4 separate regions of the Mus musculus genome follow, and all the other regions are linked to region 2. Evidence: chromatin loops called from intact Hi-C (ENCODE). Cell type or tissue: left cerebral cortex. All regions are shown on one strand.

The links. Hi-C counts contacts between places; a loop is a spot of excess contacts. Peaks named below come from ENCODE experiments on the same cell type or tissue, not always from the same donor. Only the 100,000 strongest peaks of a DNase experiment are listed, where the experiment ranks them.
Region 1: a loop joins it to region 2, with 4 times the contacts of the local background. A loop is called at or near these places in 6 of 42 quality-filtered maps.
Region 3: a loop joins it to region 2, with 2.5 times the contacts of the local background. A loop is called at or near these places in 2 of 42 quality-filtered maps.
Region 4: it touches region 2 in a loop (5-fold over the local background); 3 of 42 quality-filtered maps call a loop at or near these places.

Annotation. Positions count from the first base shown.
Region 1 is chr9:69,504,364-69,506,863 of GRCm38, forward strand. No RefSeq gene overlaps it. Among named protein-coding and RNA genes, the nearest start is that of Mir3109, 49 kb to the left of the region's middle. In left cerebral cortex, a CTCF peak has its summit at 1,400 (motif pointing right); a DNase peak (open chromatin) is centred at 1,316; H3K4me3 peaks cover 287 bases.
Region 2 is chr9:69,764,895-69,767,394 of GRCm38, forward strand. The region is part of intron 1 of B230323A14Rik (RIKEN cDNA B230323A14 gene); the gene reads left to right. Among named protein-coding and RNA genes, the nearest start is that of Gm31530, 1.3 kb to the right of the region's middle. In left cerebral cortex, no CTCF peak of the experiment used is centred here; a DNase peak (open chromatin) is centred at 1,429.
Region 3 is chr9:69,822,093-69,824,592 of GRCm38, forward strand. B230323A14Rik (RIKEN cDNA B230323A14 gene) reads left to right here. Exons shown (of 5, transcript NR_040765.1): 4 at 1,427-1,618. Among named protein-coding and RNA genes, the nearest start is that of Gm51684, 14 kb to the left of the region's middle. In left cerebral cortex, no CTCF peak of the experiment used is centred here; a DNase peak (open chromatin) is centred at 1,485.
Region 4 is chr9:71,209,720-71,212,219 of GRCm38, forward strand. It overlaps Gm3458 (predicted gene 3458), which reads right to left. Exons shown (of 4, transcript NR_110518.1): 4 at 2,194-2,500. Among named protein-coding and RNA genes, the nearest start is that of Gm3458, 4.4 kb to the right of the region's middle. In left cerebral cortex, a CTCF peak has its summit at 1,346 (motif pointing right); a DNase peak (open chromatin) is centred at 1,360.

The sequences.
Region 1 (2,500 bases), 260 kb before region 2:
CTCAAGAAAATAGTCTTCATTCATCAATTCCTTTTTAATATTATTATTGAGCTTTTAATTTCTTATATGAATAAGAAACTCTGTTACACTTTAAATGCCGAAATTAGTAATTTAAACTGTATAAAATTAAAGATATGTAATAAGTGCATGCTCATTTTCTCATCTCAAAGAGAAAGTTCTATGAATGATAACCACAGTGATTTCAAATTGTATTTATTTCTTTAAAAGCATTTTTTAAAAATTTATATCATGTGCATTGGTGTTTTGCCTGCATGTACATCTGTGTGAGAGTGCGAGTTACAGACAGTTTTGAGCCACCATGTGGGTGCCAGGAATTGAACCCAGGTCCTCTGGAAGAGCAGTTGGTGCTCTTAACCATTGAGCTATCTCTCCAGCCCTCAAAATATATTAATTTCTCAGCCCAGGTTTCCTGGTAAAATGCAACAATCTTCCCCAAATAACTTTATTTTTAGTGAACATTGAAGCATAAAAATGCTTTCAGAAGACTTTACTTAGAATATTATGTTTTACATAGTTAACATTACATTTTACATAGTTAACATTACATTTTACATAGTTAACATTATGTTTAACACTGTATTTTACATAGTTAGCATAACTAACTCCTTTAATGTCTTTTCTTTTGCTGAAATTCTCATGTCCAAGTATAAGAGGGAGGGTCTCAAAGAAAAACCACATTTCACCCAAGGACAGCAACCACTAAGGACTTAACCAACGGAAACATGTCTTTACAGCATGCTGGGGGGCCTCAGGCAGTGATGGGGACCGTGTTCAGCCTTCACACCGCCGCTGCCACCGCTGCCGCCGCCGCCGTTTTCATCGTCGTTGTCGTCTAGGCTCTATCTGAATCCCACCACTGGCATCTGACAGAGGTGTTGAGTCAGGGCATAAGCGGCGTTTCCCTTGTGACTTCCTGATGGGCACTTGGGGTTGGGTGCAAACTGTCTCTTTTCAAAGCACTTTCTGCTCTGTGGAAATTCTGTATGTACATTTTAAGCGTTCACATACATTTAAAAACTCTCACTTATTTCTTTACTTCAGTGAAATACACTTTTCAGTGCTTTTGGAGTTAGGAGGTGCCCAATGGCTTGGTCGTTACGGGGGTAACCAACTGCTTTCTGATTGGATTTGAGGCTCTCTTCAAAGGAGATCCATGCCTGTCACTGTAAACCTGCTCAAGAAAAGCCTGTGGCTGGGGATGTCAGAAGTCTAAGTGGAGAACATATTTACTGTTTGAAAAATAGATGCGATGTCAAAGTCTCCTCTAAATATTTATGTCTATACCCATAGATCAATGCTGTTCCGAAAATGAATGAATAAATAAATAATCATTAAAAAAAATGTTTTTTAGGACAGAAGTTGCATTGGTGAAGCCTGGTCACAAGAGGGCGCTCCAACAAAGCGTCTCAACTCATAATCGCCATCAAACACTGGTTTCTACAATTTTTTTCTGGTTGTATAACGAACAAACCTTATGTCACAAATATTGTTACAAATAAAAACCATATGTTTTTAAAAAAGGTTAGGAGGTTTGTCAGTGAGCCTTGCATGCAAGCCAAACTACTTTGATGAGCCGAAAGAACTTTGTAATTCCTCCACCAGTTTCAAAAAGGAGCAAACAATTTGCACACCTTTCTTGCTTTAACCGCAAAACAAAACCACACAAACTCGAAGCACATTAAGAGAAATTCCGTCTTCAAAGAAGACATGAAGTGTCTTTTTAAAAATACTAAGAACTATGATAAAAATATTTTAAAAACAAAACAAAACCTTGCTATCTAATCTGGATAGGACCATGGTAGAAAATACTGTCATAGCTTTTAGAGACATGGATAATTGAAAAAGAAAATACCACAAGCTATCTGCTGGTATCTGGAGCAAAGACCCACACCTCCAGATTGTATATCCTGATGGTTCTTGTGAGCATAATTGTGGAGAATAAACACTCTTTACCTCTAAACAGTTTTTACTGATAGTAAAGTAATTAGAATAATTTATGTGCCCTGGTGCTATTCAGACCACAGCTTTGCTTAAAGGAGGTTAAGTCAGTTATTGACCAGTATCAAGAGGGTATCCCCTCCCACCTTCTCCGGTGACATGTTTATGCCCAGCTGGCACTTCTAAATATTTAATAGAGAGGAAGAGATTCCGTTTAATTAGGCAGAGTGGATTGTTTAGTGCAGGTTACTCTTGTATCGGGTATAATGAAGAACGGAAAACACCCATTGAGCCACCTTTGAAGTCCCAGCTCCTTTAGGGGCCATTGTGAACTCAGCTTAATGGTGACTGTGTAGCTTCCATCCAGGGACTTGGTAATTCAGAGAGCTAAATCTAGGTGAAGTGACTGCATACAGCACCCACCCGTCCATGTTCAAAGACTCCCTTTTTCCTCCCCAATCAAAGCTCTTCCATCTTATGTTTGATTGGAGTATTGAGGTGGGGTTACAGAAAACTCACTGCTTTTATCATAGTCTTTCCC
Region 2 (2,500 bases):
TCAGTACTAAACAAACTTCTTCAGCCTGTCAGTGGACAATTAAAAAAAAAAAAAATACCGTGCTGAATGTAGCAGGCTGTTTGTCCTGGGCAACTGTAAACCCCACCCCCACCCCCCAACACACACCTCATTCACCACCACCCTCTCCCCGCACGACTTTGCCTCGCTTTCCAGTTCTGGACCTCAGGCTTATTGGCTTGTCGGGTCTCTTGGACCGGACAGCAAGCACTCCTTGCAGGTTTTAGGGCCCCAGAGACTCGCGCGAGACACAAGAAGCATCCACCTTCGCTTTTCGCTAGCGACTTCCGTGGGATTTTGAACCTGCCCGACGACCCTGCCTCAGGAAGGAAGACTGAGTTGACAACACACGGTTCGCTCTTGTGCCAACCGCCAACTGTGGCTGGTATCAATCTTCAACCTAACGTCTCTGACAGCGGCCTCAGGGCTCTGTCATCATAGGGGCACACTTTTACACAGTAGCAGGGAAGATGCCTGGTAGGGAATTTGCGAACCATTTCATCCATTGGTGACTGCCACATGGGCTTAGAACCTTAACTCAGAACAGGAAGGCGGAAGTCAAACCTTTGACAATCCCGCTCCTTCCATTTACTACTTTAGTCTCCCTGGTTCCAAAGATTAGACTCCAATAGTCGCCCAACTCCCACAGTAAACTCAGATCCCAACAGATAAGGGGTGTCCCTCCAATCCCTTAGTGCCCACAAAGAAAATTTTCCCACCAGGAAACTGAGACCTCTGGCTGTGTCACTCTTCCCTGTTTGGGCCAGGAGGGGAAATGAGTTGAGCGACCACGCCCTGGACATCTTACCCAGTTATCCCCAGTAACTGCTCCAAGGTGTAGAGTGCCAGAGGTCTGGTTTTCCCTTTAACCCAAGCATAAAACAAATAGTAGCTAAAGTTGGGCGCTCCTCCTACTGCACCACCCCCAGTCCTAAGAATGGTTCTTTACAGGGAGCAAGCAATTTTAGTGGGGGGAGAAAACCGCTCCCCCCCCCCACCCCGCTCAACACAATGTCCTCTATTTGGAATCAATTTGCTAAATACCATTTGGTGTTCGCTTTGCTTGTGGCTTGCTCAGAGACCCCACAGCTTAAAATCTTAGTTTCCAAATCAAATGTCTATACAAACAGTTGCATAGATTTCATCTGAGCTTCACCGAACCTGACAGTGTGTGTGTGTGTCCAAAAAGCATTTGCCAAATATCCCTGGAAGAATTTCTGCTGCGTTTGGGGACAACCCCCTCCCCTTAAGTTTTGCTTTGCACTGTGTGAAATCGAAGACGGAACTCCAAGCTATTATTTTTATTGGACGGAATATTGCTAAAGCTACCTTGGTATTGAAGGGATTAGCTTGCTTTTTCTCCCAGCCCCTAACTCTGGGGTTAAGACAGCAGTGGATCAACTGTATAATGTGTGCACTGTTCGCTCATTTGTACAAGCAGAACAAAGGTTGGACTAAGCCAAATTGCATTGCACTTGTGAACCGAGTCCCGATGTGAAGTATCTTTTACAGCGGGGGAAAGAGAACAATTTCGTGTATGTCTAAAAGGGAGAAACAAAGCCACTTTCTCCAGCAGCTCAAAGTGAAGTATCCAGGCGTGACATTCCCAGGGTGAGGAGGGACAAAAGCAGGGTCAGGGGGATGAAAAAGAGAATCAAACAGCCACTTTCACATGCGTGCCCTCAACTGCTGCACCTCTCCATAATAGGAAACAAATGTTGTAAAAGCGGGGATTGCTTCCATTCATTCAAAATAGCAAATGATAGCTAAACAACATTGTCAAAACTGAATCAACTTCTGTGCAGTACCACCCAGAAAAAGGTATTGTGTTTTGTTTAATAGCAGGGTGGAGCGAAGGTTTTTTTCCCCCCTTCTAGAGGGAAGGGTAGAAAAATCACCCTCTTTTCAAATCAACCTCTTTGTCGGGAAGTATTTGTTTGCTTAGATTTTTTTTTTTAAACCAGGCTGTCTGGCTAGGCACTGTATTCTTAAAATATTATGGGGAGAGTTGCAAAAGTAGTTTTTGTTTTTATTGGTTTTACTTTCAGAAATTTGCAGGCAGTTAAACAGGAAAACTTTTTTTTTCAATTATTTGAATGTATTGGGGGTGGGGGGGGGAGGATTGACTGCAATACTTTTAAAGCTTGAATACAATTAATCAGGGGGACCGCAGACTTTTGAAATGAGGAATCTTTTGCACCCATACTATTTTATTGTGATTGGAACCCACCATACCAAATCTTCTTTAATTTGTTTTGAAAACAGGCAACCTGTGGGTCGCCAGCCTTAAAACCCTGCTTTGTTTTGTTTATTCAGGCTGGGGTGAAGGCTTAAACGGGGTGGCCCTGTGCAGTGTGTTTTCCTAATAGCAGAAACGGATCTCTCTTAAAAAAAAAAAAAAAAAAAAAAAAACCTACAGCTTTCAGATGGAGTAACTCTCGACGTTCCTGGTTAGGTTAAAACTATTCATTTATTCATTCAT
Region 3 (2,500 bases), 57 kb after region 2:
GGCTGTATGAGGAAAAGCTCCAGATACATGATGTTTCATTTAGTGTAACTCAGGCTAGTACTAATGTTACAACTAATACTTCATCAACAAATACGTTTTAGGTGTTTAAGATAATGTCTTCACAGTGAACTCCCAGAAGTAGTGACAACTGGGTCAAAGAGCTAAATCTTTTGTGAATGCGTGAGCACACATGCGTGTGTGTGTGTGTGTGTGTGTGTGTGTGTGTGTGTGTGTGTGTGTGTGTATAAGAGAGAGAGAGAGAGAGAGAGAGAGAGAGAGAGAGAGAGAGAGAGCATGTGTGTGAGTCTCTTCCTCCCTGGCAGTGGAATTACACATACTGCCACATCAATAGGTGTTTGCTTGTTTGTTTGTGTGTGTGTGTGTGTGTGTGTGTGTGTGTGTGTGTGTGTGTGTAAGAGAGAGAGAGCAAGAGAGCGAGCATGTGTGTGAGTCTCTCCCTCCCTGGCAGTGGAATTACACATACTGCCACATCAATAGGTGTTTGTTTGTTTGTTTGTTTGTTTTTAATGTGGGGTCTGGGGATTCAAACTCAAGTTGGTACATTTGGGTGCAAGCATTTTACCAATTAATTGCATTTCCTTCTGAGCCCCTAGTCTAAACTTAAGGCTTCTTGTGCCCATTTCTAAAGTTCCCCAGACAGTTCAAGGGAGACACAAGCTGGGTGTGGCTCGAGCATCTTCCTCCCAGAAGTGCTTTCCTGGGAGACAGAAACCTTTTGTGGGACTCACAAGGTTCTCACCAGTTCCAAGGGGAGGTTTTTCTCTCTCAGCTGGGCTGAGATCAAATACCTGTAAACACTTCCACATGCTGAAAATGACCCACTCTGAGCATCCCTCCTGCAGAAATGCAGCCTGCTTCACGCATCCTCAAGACAAAGTAGCCACCTAGCACCTGCTAAGAATTTGCTTGTGCAACAAGATTTCTCTAGAACTGTCTTCCTAATGTCAGAAATGGTGGTTTTTAAATTTTAGGCAATATACATTAAAGAAAAAAATTTTAACTGTCCTAGATAACTGGAAATAGGCCTTCTATGAAAGAACTATCTATATTCACCTATATACTTACCATGTATGTATATAATAGAATCATATACACACAACCAGACTTAAATCAACATAATGACCATGCTTGTCCGTCTTTGATAAAGGATGTTTAATAGCTCTCTTCTCAACACACACCCACACCCCCTCCCCCCCCCCCACACACACACCATTTTCAGTTACACTCCCTTTAAACAGGAGTATTTCCTGCTGTTACCATGGAAACAAAGGCTCCCTCCCCACCCACTTGCAACATTACATGCTGATGAACAGAAGTACTGAAAGTGGTGATGAACGGAAGTATTCAATTCTTCCACAAATGAGTCTATCTGTCTTGCTGCTGTCTTCCTCCGTTTGCCTTCCAGATTACTCAAAGCCATTTGAATTCCCAGTTTAGAGAATCCCTGGTGGATGGTCCACTGTTTCCAGAAGCACAGGGAACATCTGTGAAGAGAGTCACGAGCATCTTTGGCTATGGTGCTGTGCCAGTCTGATCCTGCAAGGCTTGCTTTCAGAATGCAGGCCAGCGCACGAGCTTGGACCAGCAGGCAGCAGAGGCAAGTAGTAGCTTGTTGTGACGCATATTCTTAGGACATCCTGGCCTCACTAAGTGCCCACTGGGTGGTTTGTAGCCCTGTTAAGAATAGACTAGTGGCGGGCTGGTGAGATGGCTCAGTGGGTAAGAGCACCCGACTGCTCTTCTGAAGGTCAGGAGTTCAAATCCTAACAACCACATGGTGGCTCACAACCATCCATAACAAGATCTGACTCCCTCTTCTGGAGTGTCTGAGGACAGCTACAGTGTACTTACATATAATAAATAAATAAATAAATGAATAAATAAATCTTAAAAAAAAAAGAATAGACCAGTGGCAACTGAAAGGGCAGTGAACATGCTAAAATACTGTAATCAGAGTTCTAGGGCATTGTTTTTCTCCTAACTCAGCATTTAGAGAAGTCACCCCTAACCCTGAAATGCTATTCACACAGAAATCTTCAAATAAAACATACTGTACCAAACGACAAAGGGGTACAGACAGGTGGATAGTTGTTCTAGAAGTGTTCAAATGTTTCTGCCTTCTTACTTACATGTTCCCAAGTACAACTAACACATTACACGTAGAGCCTCCAACATGCATGTTAGTGAAAAGTATAGAGAGCCATCCTTCTTCCCTAATCCATGTGGGCAAGCAGAACTGGTCAGATACCTCCGATGTCTCTTAGCTAGGGTCCTGATCATATGCATAAACAGGCCTTTCACAGAGTGGGTGGCTGATTCGCTCATTTTTGATTGATAATTAGGACTGGAAAAGAACAGATCAACACAAGCCACAAGGGCACAAACATCTGGGACACCTTTTAATGAGATACCCCAAACTCTCTTCAGTGGTAATTGCACAACAAGCACCAAGTAGCTTTCACAGTTGTTCTTGCAAATG
Region 4 (2,500 bases), 1.4 Mb after region 2:
GAGTTTTCTATTGGACCTCATGTTGGGAAACCCTGTGTTTATCTTTTGGAGTTTGTATCTGTTCCCATAGTGATCGAAAGTACAAAGAGACCCACAGAAGGCCCTACAGAAATAATTGAGGGACTTTTGTCTTTTCTGATATTGTCTTCCACAACCATTCTGCATTTCTCCTGAGGCTAGCCAATGGCTTTTCATATTTAGTTACTGTCATTCAAACGCACTACAAATTCAAGGATAGGGACATGTCACATAGGTGTGTGTGTGTGCATGCTCTTTATAAACTAGTATTTCCAGGTTTATCAACAGCAGACAGGAAGTCACAGTTCCCCTGAAGGGGGACATATGCATGCCTGAAGCAAGGCACCTTGTTGTTTGCTTCTGGGTGTCCAAAATGGATGCCCACGTCCTGTCCTTGAATGTCTCCTGTTTTGGCCCTGTGCCTTCCACACATTTATAGTTGAGAAGTAATTAACTTTCCTCCACTGCTACAAAGACATCTAGTATCCCTCATTTTCTTTTCAGCGGTCCCTCCCAGGATACAAGGGAGGACAAGGACTGTTCATTTGGTTTTGTTTTCCAGTGGCTCCGAATATGGGTCTTTATCCCCAACAGTACTGATGTTCCCATGAGAACACCTTATTCCCCCCAAGGATCCTTGGAGGTGAATGTCTACAAAAAGCCAGCACTTGGGAGGAAGTGTGTGCAGAGGAATGACAGAGCTCTACAGAAAGCAACAAGAGCTAAGAACTCTGTATCGAGGTGAGGGATTTTAAAAATGTAAACTCAGGAACATGAAGTGGGGAGGGGGTGATTTGAATTATATGTCAAGCACTTAAATGGTTGGAAAACATCTATTAATATCTCCAGACCTGGGAGGCTGAGATGGCTCAGCAGGTAAGAGGTACCTGCTGCCAAGCCTGACCACCCGACTGAGAGCCACAGGGTGGGAGGAGAGAACCAAAGCAACTTTCGAAAGCTGCTTTCTGACCTTCACACGCACAACATGGAGTGTGCGCTCACAGTCCTCCCCCAACACAATATAAATGTAAAAATCTCCTATCCTGATATCGATGTAGTAGTTGTGGCTAATCTGTGATTCACACAACTCTGTCTCTAAAAGTCGATGTGAGCAGGTTCTAAGTATATTCTCTATGGCAAATTTTATTTTTTAAGATATTTTAATGAAAGTCTTCCTTCTAAACCATCTTCTGTCTAAAATGTTTCTGAATCTCCATGATGTTTTCCTGCAAATTAATTCAAATGAAATTCTAGTAAGACGTCTTAGCATCAGACAGAACACAAGGAACCTTAAAACTCTTATTCACCTGCACATACACACCATCAGCTGCAGAGGGCGCTGATGCCATTTTCCTCAGGCCTGGCAGAAAAGATTGCCTGCTGGGATCTTCATTTCTTCCCTCTTTTAAAGGGTGGTTACTGATAAAACACAAAGCTCAACTGTATACCTTGATGACTCACTGTCATGTGTATATGAAGTAGAAATGGGTATTACAAAACCCACTTTTAAAATCATCTCCTGGAGTCCCCCAAACATGGAGGACCCTTTTCAAAAGGAAAGTATTGTGCTCTGTATTGAAGTCATAACCAGCTAGTCACCCACGTTCTGCAGCCGAAGATCATCCTTTCCATGGAATACAGTGACCAGAGGCCACAGTAAGGAACGAGGGAGTTAATATCTAGAGAATTTTTATAGCTAATAAATGGTCCAATCTCAGCCTCTTCTGGGCATTAGGAGGAAGAGCTAATTAAATGGGTGTTTAGATGGCCAATAAAAAAGTTAATATTGATGTTAAATAAGTGCATTTGTTTTATAGAATTTTCATAATAGGTCCAAAATACTTCATTAAACATTTCTGGATAAAAATAGGTAAAGCTCTTTATAAAAGCTCTTGTTAATGAATAAAATGTATTTCACTCTAAATATACTCTGTGTTAAGCTTGTCCGTTAGAGTTTTCAGGAAACATTTTAAATAAAGTGGCCAGGCCCATCCCACTGGAGATGGATGAGACCATTAGGAGACACTTAGGTTTGAAATGAGCTCTGAGATCATTCTGCATACAACCCAAGAGCCCTGATTTTTTTTTTTTTAATATTTCAAACAATGTGCCTCTTTCAAATCATTAGACTTAAAGACATTTAAGGAACTGATTCGATTAACCCAGATGATAGAAAGGCTATAACATGTGATTTATTTTTTTGAAGATAAATTACAATGCCAGCATATCAGTTGGAAAAGGTAGGCTGTCAACATGGTTAGTGATGGAAATGGGAAGGCCATTAAGCCGGCCATCTGACACAGAGACTCTTCCAGAACATAGAGGCTCGATGTCCCAGCTATCATTGAGACAAAGGTACCTTCCTGGAGAGGAATCTTTAGGTCCCACTCAGTTCCTTTGTTGATTTAGAAAGCACACTTCTTAATAAATACTTGCATAGTCTTAAAAGCGTCTGCTATGCAGCCCAAATTGTTATGGCTGT